3 separate regions of the Homo sapiens genome follow, and regions 2 and 3 are each linked to region 1. A link is a contact called in ENCODE Hi-C or POLR2A ChIA-PET data. All regions are on one chromosome and are shown on one strand. Each heading gives the region's core, a stretch centred on a gene start or an enhancer-like site at or near the end of the contact. The rest is flanking DNA. Distances are from core to core; before and after follow the strand shown.

Region 1 (4,525 bases), core at 882-3,381:
AACAATGAAATCACCTAACACATTTCTCAGAACATAAGCAACACATGACTATAAATAAAAATTTATTAAGTGGGAGGGACAGGTTTCTACACTGACTGCAAAGCCACTGTACCCAAGTGCTTTAAAAACACAGATCCGAAATAGTGTTGGTGATATCTGGGACTTCACTTTACAAGCAATGCCCAGATATTCTAATATTCCTGTGTAAAGACTAGATTTCTGATTCTTCTTACAAAATGTATGCATGACCATCATGTAGAAAACAAATTAGGAAAGTTTAATAGGCTGGGCGCGGTGGCTCACGCCTGTAACCCCAGCACTTTGGGAGGCCGAGGCGGGTGGATCACAAGGTCAGGAGATCGAGACCATCCTGGCTAACACGGTGAAACCCCGTCTCTACTAAAATTACAGAAAAATTAGCCGGGTATGGTGGCGGGCGCCTGTAGTCCCAGCTACTCGGGAGGCTGAGGCAGGAGAATGGCATGAACCTGGGAAGTGGAGCTTGCCGTGAGCCAAGATCGCACGACTGCACTCCAGCCTGGGCGACAAAGCAAGACTTGGTCTCGAAAAAGAAAAAGAAAACAAATTAGGAAAGTTTAAATGTGTTTCCTATAGGAGGCTGTGATAGATACCAACTGAGAGATGTGTTGTTTCTTCTGGATGCTTATATATAATCTTAAATTTATGGTTTAAAGCAGGGGTGTCCAAGGGAGAGAATACAGTCATGAGTTCTTAGTTTCTGTTTCTGGTTGGGCCCATAAAGCCCCTTCCTCACCCCTCTTTTCCGCTTATCACTAGAGGCAGAAACTGAAAAACATGGCTTCAGGCTGGTAAAAGCCCAAAACAAAACAAAACAATAACAGAATAAGGCAGGTTGGACAAGCTTGGTTTAAAGTATTACCTGAGAGATAGGTAAATCTGTTGAGGCAGAAAGTAGATTAGTAGTTGCCAAGAGCTGGTGAGGGGAATGAAGAGTAACTGCTACTGGATATAAGGGGCTTTTTGGCAGGAGTGGCAATTTTCTAAAATGAGATTGTGGTAATGGATATACTAAAAACCACTGAGTTGTACCATTTTAAATAGGTGAAATCTTTAGAATGTGGATTACATCTCAGTAAAGCTATTATAAAAAGTATTAGCCAGGCTGGGCACTGTGGCTCACGCCTGTAATTCCAGCACTTTGGAATGCCGAGGTAGGAGGATCCCTTGAGCCCAGGAGTTCAGGATCAGGCTGAACAACATAGTGAGATCTTGTCTTGTAAAAATAATAATAATAATTTATTAAAATATTAAAGTATTAGCTGTTAGCTGAGCAAGGCATGATGGCGTGTGCCTGTGACTCCCAGCTACTCAGGAAGCTGAGGCAGGAGGTTCACTTGAGCCCAGGAGTTCAAAACCAGCAAGATCCCATCTCTTAAAAAAAAAATACTAGCTGAGAATAAGAAATAGTAAGTCATCAGATTTTCCAGCATTCTTCCAGAGTACAAGTACATTTAGTAGCTTATATTTGGGTTCTTGTTTCTCTTCATTCTTAGAGGGAAACTATTCCTTGGTGTGACTCAGGTCATGTTTTTGGATTTTGTTCTTTTATTTGCATGAGTCCCCCTCATTTCAGTTGTTTAATTCACATGAGACCATCAATGTCCCATATTCTGAGCCCCTTTCCTTCATCTGAACAGTGAGAACAATGAACACACTCATGCAATCCTTGCAGAGTCACCAGCTGAGCCTCACGGTGACTGGAAGGCCATAGCAAAGCCACTCGTCCCCCAGGAGAGGGTGTCAATCACACACTCTCACAGTCTGGGGTGAGGAGCCCTGGGTCAGAGGCCTTGCTCTCACAGCAGGGAGATCGTGATGCCAAGTTTCCCAAAGCAAATGGCTAATACACAGGGAAAAATCAAAGAATGGAAGGGTCTGCCCTACTTTAGTTGATTGCACTTGATTTTTTTCTTTTTTTTTTAACTAGTTTTCCTTCAAACAATCTGTTGGCAGAGCAGCCAACTTTGTTTCAGCAGACCTTCTTCGTTTGCCAGCCAGTTAACGCTAAAGCATCTTTTTCAAACTTTTTGGCCTTCAGTCATAGTTACACGTTTTACATTATGACCCAGTGTGAGTCATGGTCACATAAAAGCGCATGCTCCGAGGGGGTCTCAGAATGCAAAGAAACTGGACTTGTTTAAGGGTTCATACATCTCCTAGCAGTAGGGATGGGATGAACCTTGGAGGACAAACTACATTTCTGAATGAAAAGGCTGTTTTAGCAACCCCTGGCTAGCAGATTAAGGAAAGAAACTCTACTTACCGTTTTCTCTTGCTCTAGAGATGGAGGATGGGAATTCTTTTTGATGGTCAGTGATACCGTGGGTAAAAATCTTCCATTTGTTAAAGAGAAACAATGTTGTGGTTTACAGATGGCTCAGCTGTGGTTAGCCTCTATGAAAACCATTTCCTGCATGCAGTAAAAAGAAAGTTTTCTGCTTTCAGTATCAAACTACGTGGAAACGAATATTTCTTTGTTGAAATCCATTGTATTGCCTTAGCAAAGTGACACTTAGGGCTCATGCTTAAGTAACCCCATTCTTGTGATCACCCTTGTATAGATGATTGCTTCCTAAGGGCTCTTTAAATCCTGGGTTGTGAGGGGTGGCACCACAGGGGGAACGCTGATGATGCCATATCCCAGCTTTGTGAGGAGAAGTGGAAGCTGCCTCTGGAGGAAGAGGGGCAGGTTGGGATCTGAGCCTCATTAAGTTTTCCCATTGATATTAGTAGAATTGTGGCCTCTAGGAGGCCAGAGCTGCTACCCTGGCAACTGAGTGAGCAAACGATGTTGCGGATGCCACTGAGAAAGTAGATTTGGGAGTCAGGACCCTAGCAGGAGCGCTAAGTGCTGAAAAATGACCTTCACCACTTCAGTCTCGTGTAATGCAACGACCATAAAGCACGTTCCCCCCCAACCCCAGATGTAACTTTGAGGTGTCAAGGATCACAGCTGTGTCCAATGTCTATCTCCTCCTCATTTGGAATTTTGCATGCTTATTTAGTAGCAGTTAGAAGTTTGGGGCTGGGCGTGGTGGCTCACACCTGTAATCCCAGCACTTTGGGAGGCCGAGGTAGGTGGATTATAAGGTCAAGAGATCAAGACCATCCTGGCCAACATGGTGAAACCCCATCTCTACTAAAAATACAAAAATTAGCTGGGCATGGTGGCATGTGCCTGTAATCCCAGCTACTCAGGAGTCTGAGGCTGGAGAATCACTTGAACCCGGGAGGCAGAGGTTGCAGTGAGCCGAGATCGCTCCACTGCACTCCAGTCTGGCAACAGAAACTTCATCTCAAAAAAATAAATAAATAAAGTAAGTTTGGTATTGAGAGGGAGTAATTTTGCAAAATGTGTTCGGCTCCTATGAGTTTCATTTAAAGCTATGTGCTTAATGTGCCTTCTCATTTCTAGAAAGGGGCAGGCATGACTTGTTTTAAGAGAGGTGTCTATGATGTAAGGAATTATTTCTGATTTGACTGAGGACACCCCTGTATCCCAAAACTTTAGCCTAGTCTCAACCTGAGAGGTGCCCAAGAATTTAAAATTTATGTTAATATCCTCAGATTTTTTTATGAAGAGACAGAGACATGCATCCCTGGGAGAAAAAAGAAAGCTGAAAGTCTAAAAGCAGGATGCAGATATTTAAGAAAGCATGCCGGCCGGGCGCAGTGGCTCACGCCTGTAATCCCAGCACTTTGGGAGGCCAAGGCGGGCGGATCACAAGGTCAGGAGATCGAGACCATCCTGGCTAACACGGTGAAACCCAGTCTCTACTAAAAATACAAAAATTAGCTAGGCATGGCAGCATGCACCTGTAGTCCCAGCTGCTGGGGAGGCTGAGGCAGGAGAATGGCGTGAACCCAGGAGGCGGAGGTTGCAGTGAGCCGAGACTGTGCCACTGCACTCCAGCCTGGGCGACAGAGTGAGACTTCATCTCAAAAAAAAAAAAAAAGAAAGAAAGAAAGCATGCCAACTCCCTAATCAACAGTCAGCCAAACAACACACCACTGAGGCATATTGATCTTCTGCCCAGTGCTTTGTCCTGTTGACTTAGTTGGCGAGATGTGCTATTTGCCTGGCCATGTTGTCCCTGATGGGAACGATCAGGGGAATGTTCATGAGAGTGTGTGGCTCCAGCCGTCAGACCAGCACAGACCAGTCACAGTCACAGCAGAGCACAGTTCTCCTTGAGAAGGGTCATTGACCTTTTTCTTTTTTTTGTGATACGGAGTCTCACTCTGTCACCCAGGCTGGAGTGCAGTGGCGCGCTGGAGTGCAGTGGCGCGATCTCGGCACACTGCAACCTCTGCCTCCCAAGTTCAAGCAATTCTCCTGCCTCATCCTCCTGAGTAGCTGGGATTACAGGTATGTACCACCATGCTTGGCCAATTTTTTGTATTTTTTTAGTAGAGATGGGGGGTGGGGTCTCACCATGTTGGCCAGACTGGTCTCGAACTCCTGACGTTAGGTAATCTACCC
Region 2 (4,525 bases), core at 805-3,304, 240 kb after region 1:
GTATTTTTAGTAGAGACGGGGTTTGTACATGTTGGTCAGGCTGGTCTCAAACTCCCGACCTCAGGTGATCCGCCTGCCTCAGCCTCCCAAAGTGATGGGATTACAGGCGTGAGCCACCGCGCCCAGCCCCAGCTAATTTTTTGTATTTTCAGTACAGATGGGGTTTCACCATGTTGGCCAGGACGGTCTCGATCTCCTGACCTCGTGGTCCGCCCACCTTGGCCTCCCAAAGTGCTGAGATTACAGGCACGAGCCACCATGCCCGGCCTGGATCAACTCTTAAAGGAGAGTAGCTGGGGTTCCCTGGCTCTGCTGAAAATTATGAAGCAGGATATCTTAGTCAGTTTGAGCTGCTGTAACAAAATACTGCAGACTGGACGGCTTAAACAATAAACATTTATCTCTCATGGCTCTGGAGGTTGAGAAGCCCAAGATCAAGGTGCTGCCAGGTCTGATGTGTGGTGAGGGCCTCTCCCTGATTTGCAAAGGTCCACCATCTTGCTGTGTCTCACATGCTGGAGAGAAAGCGCTGGTGTCTCTTCTTCTTCTGGGGGCACTAATAATTCCATCATAAAGGCACCACACTCACGACCTCTTCTAAACTCACTTATCTCCCAAAAGTCCTCCTTCAAATACCATCACATTAGGGATTAGGCTTCAACACATGAATTTTGGGGGAGGAGGGGGATAAAACACATTCAGTCCGTAGCACATGGCATCCTCTCTTGGGAAACCATTGAAAACTGTGCCCCAAGAGAGGATGCCATGTGCTATGGACTGAATGTGCCACACTTAAATAGGATAAGCAATCAAGTCAGTCAGTCTGTCTATCCATTCATATGTATTCTAGTTATTAAGTTGTAAGGAAAATGGCAAAACAAATATAATTTCTCCCCTCAGTGAAGGGATGACCCATTAGGGAAGAGAAGAAAAGAGGAGGCCACAGAGCTCTCATTTCTTTCACATCCCGAAGTGGCTGTCTAGCGAATGTGTCCCACACACAGGCTCTTGACCTGAAACCTATGGGGATGGACATCAGCGGATCCATCAGCCTCCTGAAATAAGATGCCACATTCTAAGGGAGATTCATAGAGTTAGATGTCAAAAGTGTTTGGGCTTAGAACCCAAAAGTTCAGAACCATTTATATAACAAGAGAAAGATTATAGATAGAAGATTAAAACATATAATAGATATGTCAATAACAATCCAAATATTTGTGATTTACTTTTAGTATGGAGAAGATGGGACTCTGAAGGAAGAAGAAAACTGAATCAGGCCCTCCAGGGCTCTATATCTCATGATCAGGGTTGTTTGATATTTGCTATGGCATACAAAAGGGCCATTCAGAACAAGTTCTGTTAAGCATATTTTTCCTCTCTCCTGAGTCCACATATGTAAGCTATTCTCTACCTCACACAACGCTCTCTCAATCCCACCTACACCTGCAGCAACTGCCCCAGTTCCAATGAAGCATCTCCAATGGCCATCTTCACTTCCTCTCCCAGTTCCTCTTGAACCTGCTCCAATCTCTAAAACCATCCTTTCCACGGTTGCCAATGATCTCCACATGACAGCATCCTAACATCGATTCCTGAGCACTCAGCAGCCATGTGAGAAAGGTGACCCTCCTCCTCCACCTTTGCTGCACCTGCTGTCTGTGGCCCCCTTACAGTATAAGCCCCTTGAAGGCAGAGTCTGTTTATTTTACTGCTGTAGCCCTAGAGCCTGGCATATGATGGGCTCTTGAAAATATCTGTTGGATGAATGAACATCACACTTCACGGAAATGTGTGAAAAAGGCCCAGCTGTACAACCGGAAAGAGATAACAAATTAAGGGCAGTCAGCCTGCTGTCTGAGTCCATTCCCAGCAGAGGCTACCTTCTACCAGTCAAGGTTCCAGTAACTGCCATACCACAGCGAGGGTTAAGTAGGACAGTGAAGCGTGTGTGAGACAGAATGTCGGTTAGGAACCCACTGCGGTCATGCTGCTTCCTGCCCAACCCGCAGTTCCGATAAGGGGTGCAGAGAACGATCATGTGTGCATGTGCACAGACTGCAGGCGCCCCTGCCACCATGCTGTGGTGTGCAGTGGGCATGAAGGGAGCTACTTCGGCTGCCACCTGGGCAGGCCTTGACAGTACTGCTGGCAGGAAAAAGGTCAGCCCTTTCCCCCTATGCTAAATCAAGTCACAGACAGCTAGGACAGCCTCCAGGTTCTCATTCCTCCCACCAACAATGAAGAGTAGGAGGAGCCTCTCCATTTACTCCCTCCCACCCACCCCCACCTGGAAGTGCCCAGAGATAGGGGGGAAAAGCAGACAGCATGGTGACCTGGGCTTATGACCCCAGGCAGGGGTTGGCAAAGTACTCAACAGCCATTTCCTGGACAGTGCGAACTTTTGGGTGCTTCTGCACTCTGATACAAACATTTCCTTAATACATTTATTCAATATTTTATTATTATTACTTTTTATAGAGACAGGGCCTTGTTATGTTGCCCAGGCTGGCCTCCAAGTCCTGGCTTCAAGTGATCCTCCTGCCCAGGCCTCCTAAAGAGCTGGGATTATAGGCATGAGCCACTGCACTGGGCCTAAAAAAACCTTTATTATGGAAATTTTCAGACAAACAAAAAAATTGAATAGAGTGAGCTCCCAGGTACTCATCACCCAGCTTCAACAATGATCAAATCAGGGTCAGTCCTATCTGATTTTCCCCTGAGGTGTCCATGTCTTGGTTTGCTGCAACAACCCCAGTTCAAGCGTGTCGTCTTGGTGTAATTAATAGCTCCCTCTTTCAGTTTCAAACTTGCCTGGGATTGAATGATAAATTATATGGTCATCTGATCTTTATCCCAACTCACTCTCCCTGCACCAGATTATTTTGAAGAAAATTCCAGACACGAAATAAATCCACCCATAAATATTCACAATGTGATAGTAAAGGCTTAAATACAACTCCACACCCTTTAGACACCAACTTATGCAGCACTGTGCCCTCTCCTCTCAAGGGGCTGTTGGAAGGGTCACCCAGTAGGCTCTGTGCTACATGCTGGCATATGGAGCCTCACCGGGTGGCATGACCCCAGCTTAGGGATGGGGCTGACACACATGCAGAGAAGCCACTTATGCCGGCCTGACTCTACTGCATCGCCTCCTTCCATGGCACCACACTGCCTCCATACAGGAGGTCTAGCAACGGTCACGGACAGCAGGAGAGCAGAACAGACTAGCAGTCTGTGGCTCGTTTTACACATGCACGCGGAAGGAGCAGCACGAGTTTCAATCATTCCAAGTGAAAAAATGCAAACCTCAAACTGACCCACAGAGAATAAAATCCCAATCTTTATCTCTGCTCTCCGGGTGGTAGCACTGCAAGATTCTAGAGCCAGGCTGAAAGTTAGGGTATTTTAAGCAACCTACCTTCCTGACATTTACGAGAAAATAGCAAGAGAAAAGGGACATAATCATGTTTTCTGAGTCCTCAGAAGTGAACCGGAAAGTTCCCTAGTCTATGATCCGGCAACCCTATTTCTGGGTATATTTCCTAGCGAAATCCTCACACAGGTCAATCAGAATACAGCACGAGGATGTTGGCCACAGAACCATGTCGGGTAGCAGATGATCCCCAGGGGAACGGGCAAGGTCCCCGCAGAGCATGTACATGATGAATACTATGCAGCAGCCACAAGCAATGGATTAAATGTGCACGTCGGACAGATCCAAAAACAGTGCTGAGAGAAAAAAAGAAACAAAAGAATCCGTAGCACCAGGCCATTTGTGCCATTTTACCTAAGTTAAAAACACATGCACACAACTAAAACCTTAGATTAACAAAACCCATGTATGCACAGAAATGAAAAATTAAACCAATACACCAAACATATTGACATGGTTGGCTACGGCGGGGTGGGGAATGGACAACAGGAATTAAAAAACAGATCAATGTATGAATGAATAAAACCAAGACAGCAGCCTGGCCAAGACCAGTGAGACCAGCAATAGTGTGTCAAACATGTAATAGCATTAACTCAACACCATGCACTGGAGGGAGGTCTAAAAAGAAAGGAAAAACAACAGCTATTAATAAAAACTAGCAAGCAATCAACAATTGTGAAAAAAAAAATCTTGCCTCAATTTTATATTTATGTATATAAATCTATGTATATAGATACGTATACATATCTATGTGTGTATATATATATACATATATATAGACAGAGAGACAGAGAGAGAGAGAGAGAGAGAGAGAGAGAGAGAGATGGGGTCTCACTATGTTACCCAGGTTGGTCTCCAACTCTTGGGCTCAAGCATTCCTCCCACCTTGGCCTCCCAAAGTATGGGATTACAGGCGTGAGCTACTGTACCTGCCTGGCCCCTCAATTTTTTAAATGCTTTCTTTCACTAACTAGATAACCGGTTGAGTGTGATGAACAGTAGCACTGGGGCCCATCACTACACCAACACAGTATCTGCATCTCAGAGGGGAAGCTGGAGGGGCTCAAATGGAGGCCTTCATTGTAATGC
Region 3 (4,525 bases), core at 1,265-3,764, 200 kb before region 1:
TCCTGGCTACTCGGGAGGCTGAGGCGGGAGAATCGCTTGAACCCGGGAGGTAGAGGTTGCAGTGAGCCGAGAACGTGCCACTACACTCTAGCCTGGGCCAGAGAGTGAGACTCTGTCTCAAAGAAAAAAAAAAGGTCGGGGGAGGCTTGAGAGAATGGGTTCACTTTCTTCCTCCATGTGAGGACCCATAGGTAGTGCCAGCAGTGAGGCACAGGCCCTTTCCAGATACGCAACCTACAGGCGCCTATATCGTGGACCTCCCAGCCTCCAGAACCATGAGAAAGTAAATTTCTGTTCTTTATAAATTACCCAGTTTACTTAAAAAAAAATTTTTTTTGAGACAGGGTTTCCCTCTCTTGCCCAGGCTGGAGTTAAGGAGCACCATCTCTGCTCACTGCAGTCTCCGCCTCCCAGGCTCAAGCAATCATCCTACCTTAGCATCCTGAGTAACTGGGATTGCAGGCATATGCCACCACGTCTGGCTAATTTTTCTATTTTTTGTAGAGATGGGATCTTGCTATATTGCCCAGGCTAGTCTCGAACTCCTGGGCTCCAGTGATCCTCCTGCCCTGGCCTCCTAAAGTGCTGCGATTGCAGGCTTGAGCCACCACACCTGACCTTGCTTATTCCTTTTCACAATTTCTCTGCCTACATTTTAACGGGATCTCTGAAGGGAGGTGAGTCAAAAGTGTGATCCAGTTTTGTTGTATTGAATAGAAGGTCTTTAAATTTTTATTGTATTTAAAACTCGGTAGCAGCTGGGCAAGGTGGCTCATGCTTGTAATCTCAGCACTTTGAGAAGCTCAGGCAGGGAGGATTGTTTCAGGCACAAGTTCGAGATCAGCTTGGGGTAACACAGTGAGACCCCATTCTTTTTTTAATTTCTTTTCTTTTCTTTTCTTTTATCAGACAGAGTTTTGCTCTGTTGCCCAGGCTGGAGTGCAATGGTGCCACCTTGGCCAACTGCAACCTCCACCTCCCAGGTTCAAGCGATTCTCCTGCCTCAGCCTCCTGAGTAGCTGGGACTACAGGCGCGCACCACTACGCCCAGCTAATTTTTGTATTTTTAGTAGAGAGGAGATTTCACCACGTAGGCCAGGCTAGTCTCGAACTCCTGACCTCAAGTGATACACCAGCTTCGGCCTCCCAAAGTGCTGGGATTACAGGTATGAGCCACTGCGCCCAGCCGAGACCCCATTCTTAGACACACACACACACACACACACACACACACATGAGAGAGAGAGACAGTGAGAGAGAGAATTAGAGAATTAGCTGGTCATGGTGGTGCATGCCTGTAATCCCAGCTACTCAGGACGCTGAGGAATGAGAATTGCTTGAGGCAGAGGCTGCAGTGAGCCAAGATCGTGCCACTGCACTCCAGCCTGGGCGACAGAGCTAGACCCTGTCTCAAAACAACAACAAAAAACAACTACTTTGCACTGTACAGAGACTATATATCCACAGGCCAACCTCCCTCCCATTCCGGTCCCACACCAGCCTTTTAATAGGTTTTTTACAAGGCCGGGCGCGGTGGCTCACGCCTGTAATCCCAGCACTTTGGGAGGCCGAGGCGGGCGGATCACAAGGTCAGGAGATCGAGACCATCCTGGCTAACATGGTGAAAGCCCGTCTCTACTAAAAAAAAAAAAAAAAAAAAAAATACAAAAAATTAACCGGGCCTGGTGGCAGGCGCCAGTAGTCCCAGCTACTTGGGAGGCTGAGGCAGGAGAACGGCGTGAACCCGGGAGGCGGAGCTTACAGTGAGCCGAGATCGCACCACTGCACTCCAGCCTGGGCGACAGAGCAAGACTCCGTCTCAAAAAAAAAAATAGGCTTTTTACTATCCGGTTTAAATAGAGAATTTTTTTTTGCTTGTTTTTTGTTTTCTCTCTTTTTTTTTTTTTTTTTTTGTTTTTTGAGACAGAGTCTCACTCTGTCGCCCAGGCTGGAGTGCAGGGGCCCGATCTCGGCTCACTGCAACCTCCTCCTCCCGGATTCAAGCGATTCTCCTGCCTCAGCCTCCCGACTAGCTAGGATACAGGCGCGCACCACCACGCCCGGCTAATTTTTGTATTTTTGGAAGAGACGGGGTGTCACCATGTTGGCCAGGATGGTCTCAAACTCCTGACCTCAAGTGATCCGCCCGCCTCGGCCTCCCCCCAGAGTGCTGGGAGTACAGGCGTGAGCCACCGCACCCGGCCTGAGAATGTTCGTATTCTACTCATGAAGACTTCGTAAATATTGGGGTCCAGACCTAGATACTACAACGTTACAAATCTGTTCTGATCACTGCTTTGCCAGATCCCTGGTAAATCCACAGCTCTGGCCGGGGGCGGGGGGGCCGCATGCAATTCCCTTCTTTCCTACAGGGGGCGCTGCAGAGAAGGGCAGAGCAGAGCGCGCAGTTCGCGGGCAGGGGCCGCTTCTCCAGGATAGCGCGCGTCCGAGGGGGTGGGTCTGTGCTAGCCCTGCGCAACCTCAGGGGCGGGAACAACTCTGGCTCTGCCCCCGCCGGCTGGAGCGCCTTCTCATTGGAGGAGGGAACGGTCACTTGGCAGCGCCGTTGGGATTGGAGGAAGAGGGTCTCGGGTGGAGTGACGCTGAGGCGGCGAGGGGGCTGGTGGCTGGCCGCTGCTGCCCTTCGGTAGCTGGTCCCTTAACTCAGTGGTGAATGGCGACCGGATGGAGCTCTAGGGAAGCGACAGCAGCGGCGGGTGGGCCGGGTTATGGGCGCCCCGAGTCCGGGCGGCGTCCCCGGTGTGCCGCTGACCTGCTGGGTGGGCGCTGTCCTCCCGGAGGGGGGTCCCTTTGCTCTCCCGGACCCCTTTACCCGTCACTTCCTCGCCGGTCCCTGAGGCAGGTCCCCGGAGCCCCGCTGGGCGTGAGGTGCAGGGAGCGGCCGCAGGTGGACCCGGGGCTGGAGGGCGCTCGGCCACCACCCGAGCGGGTCTTGGCCTTGAGCTTCCGAGCGCCTCAGGTTCAGAGCTGCACCCCACGAGCCCGGGAGGCGGTGGTCCGCGCCCTGCCTGGGTTGCCCCACGGCGCCCGGCCTCCTTCGAGGGGCCTCGGAGCGGCCCGGCCCGGCCCGGCTGAGGAGTCAGAGCTCGCGCTCCCCTTGCCCGGGAGCTGCAGCCCGGCTCCTCCGTGCGGGCGCTCGTTCGCTGATCGCGGGCACCTCGGGCCAAATCCACCCCCTCCGAGACCCGCTCCGCTTTCTAGGAGTCTCTTTCCCAGACCTGGTGCCACCTGTTGCTGGGTCTCCCACTAAGCCTTCGAGATCTTTGGCATAGCTTCCTTTGAACTCTTCCTCCCCGCTGCGGCTTGAGCTGGGCCTGCTAGGAGGGTTGCTCAGAATTCCAATGCCAGAAAGAACGCTCCGTGCCCTGAAAGCTGGAGGGAGGAGAGAGGACTTCACCTGGGAAGGAGGAGAAAAGCTTTGAGGGGAGGCACAGTTATTTGTGTGGTCCTTGAAAGGCAAGAAGACTGGGGCCCGTGGCCCTGAAAGGGGAGGTGGGGCTCCCAGCAGAGGGGACTGAGGTCTTCATAAACAATGAGGGACCAGAGCAGAGGGAAGGAGGACGAGATTCCAGACTCTAGTTCCAAACAAGGCACCTGTGATTTCTCATCCCCTGGGCAGTGACTGCCAGGCGCCCTTCAGCGGACACCTGGGACTTGCAGTGTTATGTGCCCAGGGATTTTCCTGGACGGGATTGTGAAGTAGCGGGTAAGGTCATCAGGCAGGTTGGGGTCAGATGCAGATGTTCGCTTGTGGTCATTCCTGAAATGAGAATCTGGCAGCTCACGTTATTTCAGAAGGTGCTAGGATCACTTTTGACAGTGATACCAAAAAATTGATGGTATTCTGGTGACCCTGTGTGAAAAATGAAATGTTCGTGCAATCTGGAGACACTACTGGGACCAGATTAATCTGTTTTTGTTTCCTTATTTATTTATTTTTGAGACGGAGTTTAGCTCTTGTTGCCCAGGCTGGAGTACAATGGCGCGATCTCGGCTCACTGCAACCTCCCCCTCCTAGATTCAAGCGATTCTCCTGTCACAGGCTCCCGAGTACCTGGGATTACAGGCATGCACCACCACGCCTGGCTAATTTTGTATTTTTAGTAGAGACGGGGTTTCTCCATGTTGGTCACGTTGGTCGTCAACTCCCAACCTCAGGTGATCTGCCTGCCTCGGCTTCCCAAAGTGTTGGGATTACAGGTGTGAGCCTGCCCGCCCAGCCTTTTTTTTTTGAGGCGGAGTCTCGCTCTGTCTCCCAGGCTGCAGTGCAGTAGCTCGATCTCGGCTCACTGCAAGCTCCACCTCCTGGGTTCACACCATTCTCCTGCCTCAGCCTCCCGAGTAGCTGGGATTACAGGCATGCACACCATGCCCAGCTATTTTTTTTTTTTTTTTTTAGTAGAGACAGGGTTTCACCATGTTGGCTAGGCTGGTCTGGAACTCCTGATCTCAAGTGACCCAGCCACCTCGGCCTTTCAAAGTGTTGGGATTACAGGCTTGAGCC

Evidence for each region. A loop is a pair of places that touch in the nucleus more often than their neighbours do. ChIA-PET counts read pairs that join two places held with the same protein, here RNA polymerase II (POLR2A). Pooled maps may share reads with other maps.
Region 2: a loop to region 1 is called in a pooled map, with 7 times the contacts of the local background. The contact joins two enhancer-like sites. A Hi-C loop is called at or near these places in 3 of 37 single-sample maps with no recorded cell type and 4 of 50 pooled maps.
Region 3: a pooled map shows a loop between it and region 1 (2.7-fold over the local background). The contact joins two enhancer-like sites. A Hi-C loop is called at or near these places in 2 of 50 pooled maps. POLR2A ChIA-PET finds 5 or more read pairs at or near these places in 4 of 52 experiments (A673, HCT116 and WTC11).

What each region holds. Positions count from the first base shown.
Region 1 is chr16:75,317,882-75,322,406 of GRCh38, reverse strand. The region is part of intron 5 of CFDP1 (craniofacial development protein 1); the gene reads left to right. Among named protein-coding and RNA genes, the nearest start is that of BCAR1, 69 kb to the right of the region's middle. RefSeq lists an enhancer at 2,605-2,774. Within about 2 kb of position 2,131, at least 6 of the 41 ENCODE cell types and tissues checked have a DNase peak (open chromatin) inside an H3K27ac peak, as active enhancers do.
Region 2 is chr16:75,072,854-75,077,378 of GRCh38, reverse strand. All of the region lies in intron 1 of ZNRF1 (zinc and ring finger 1), which reads right to left. Among named protein-coding and RNA genes, the nearest start is that of LDHD, 42 kb to the left of the region's middle. RefSeq lists enhancers at 1,463-1,692, 1,542-2,042, 2,043-2,543. Within about 2 kb of position 2,054, at least 7 of the 41 ENCODE cell types and tissues checked have a DNase peak (open chromatin) inside an H3K27ac peak, as active enhancers do.
Region 3 is chr16:75,515,405-75,519,929 of GRCh38, reverse strand. No RefSeq gene overlaps it. Among named protein-coding and RNA genes, the nearest start is that of CHST5, 18 kb to the left of the region's middle. RefSeq lists a silencer at 2,707-3,146. Within about 2 kb of position 2,514, at least 33 of the 41 ENCODE cell types and tissues checked have a DNase peak (open chromatin) inside an H3K27ac peak, as active enhancers do.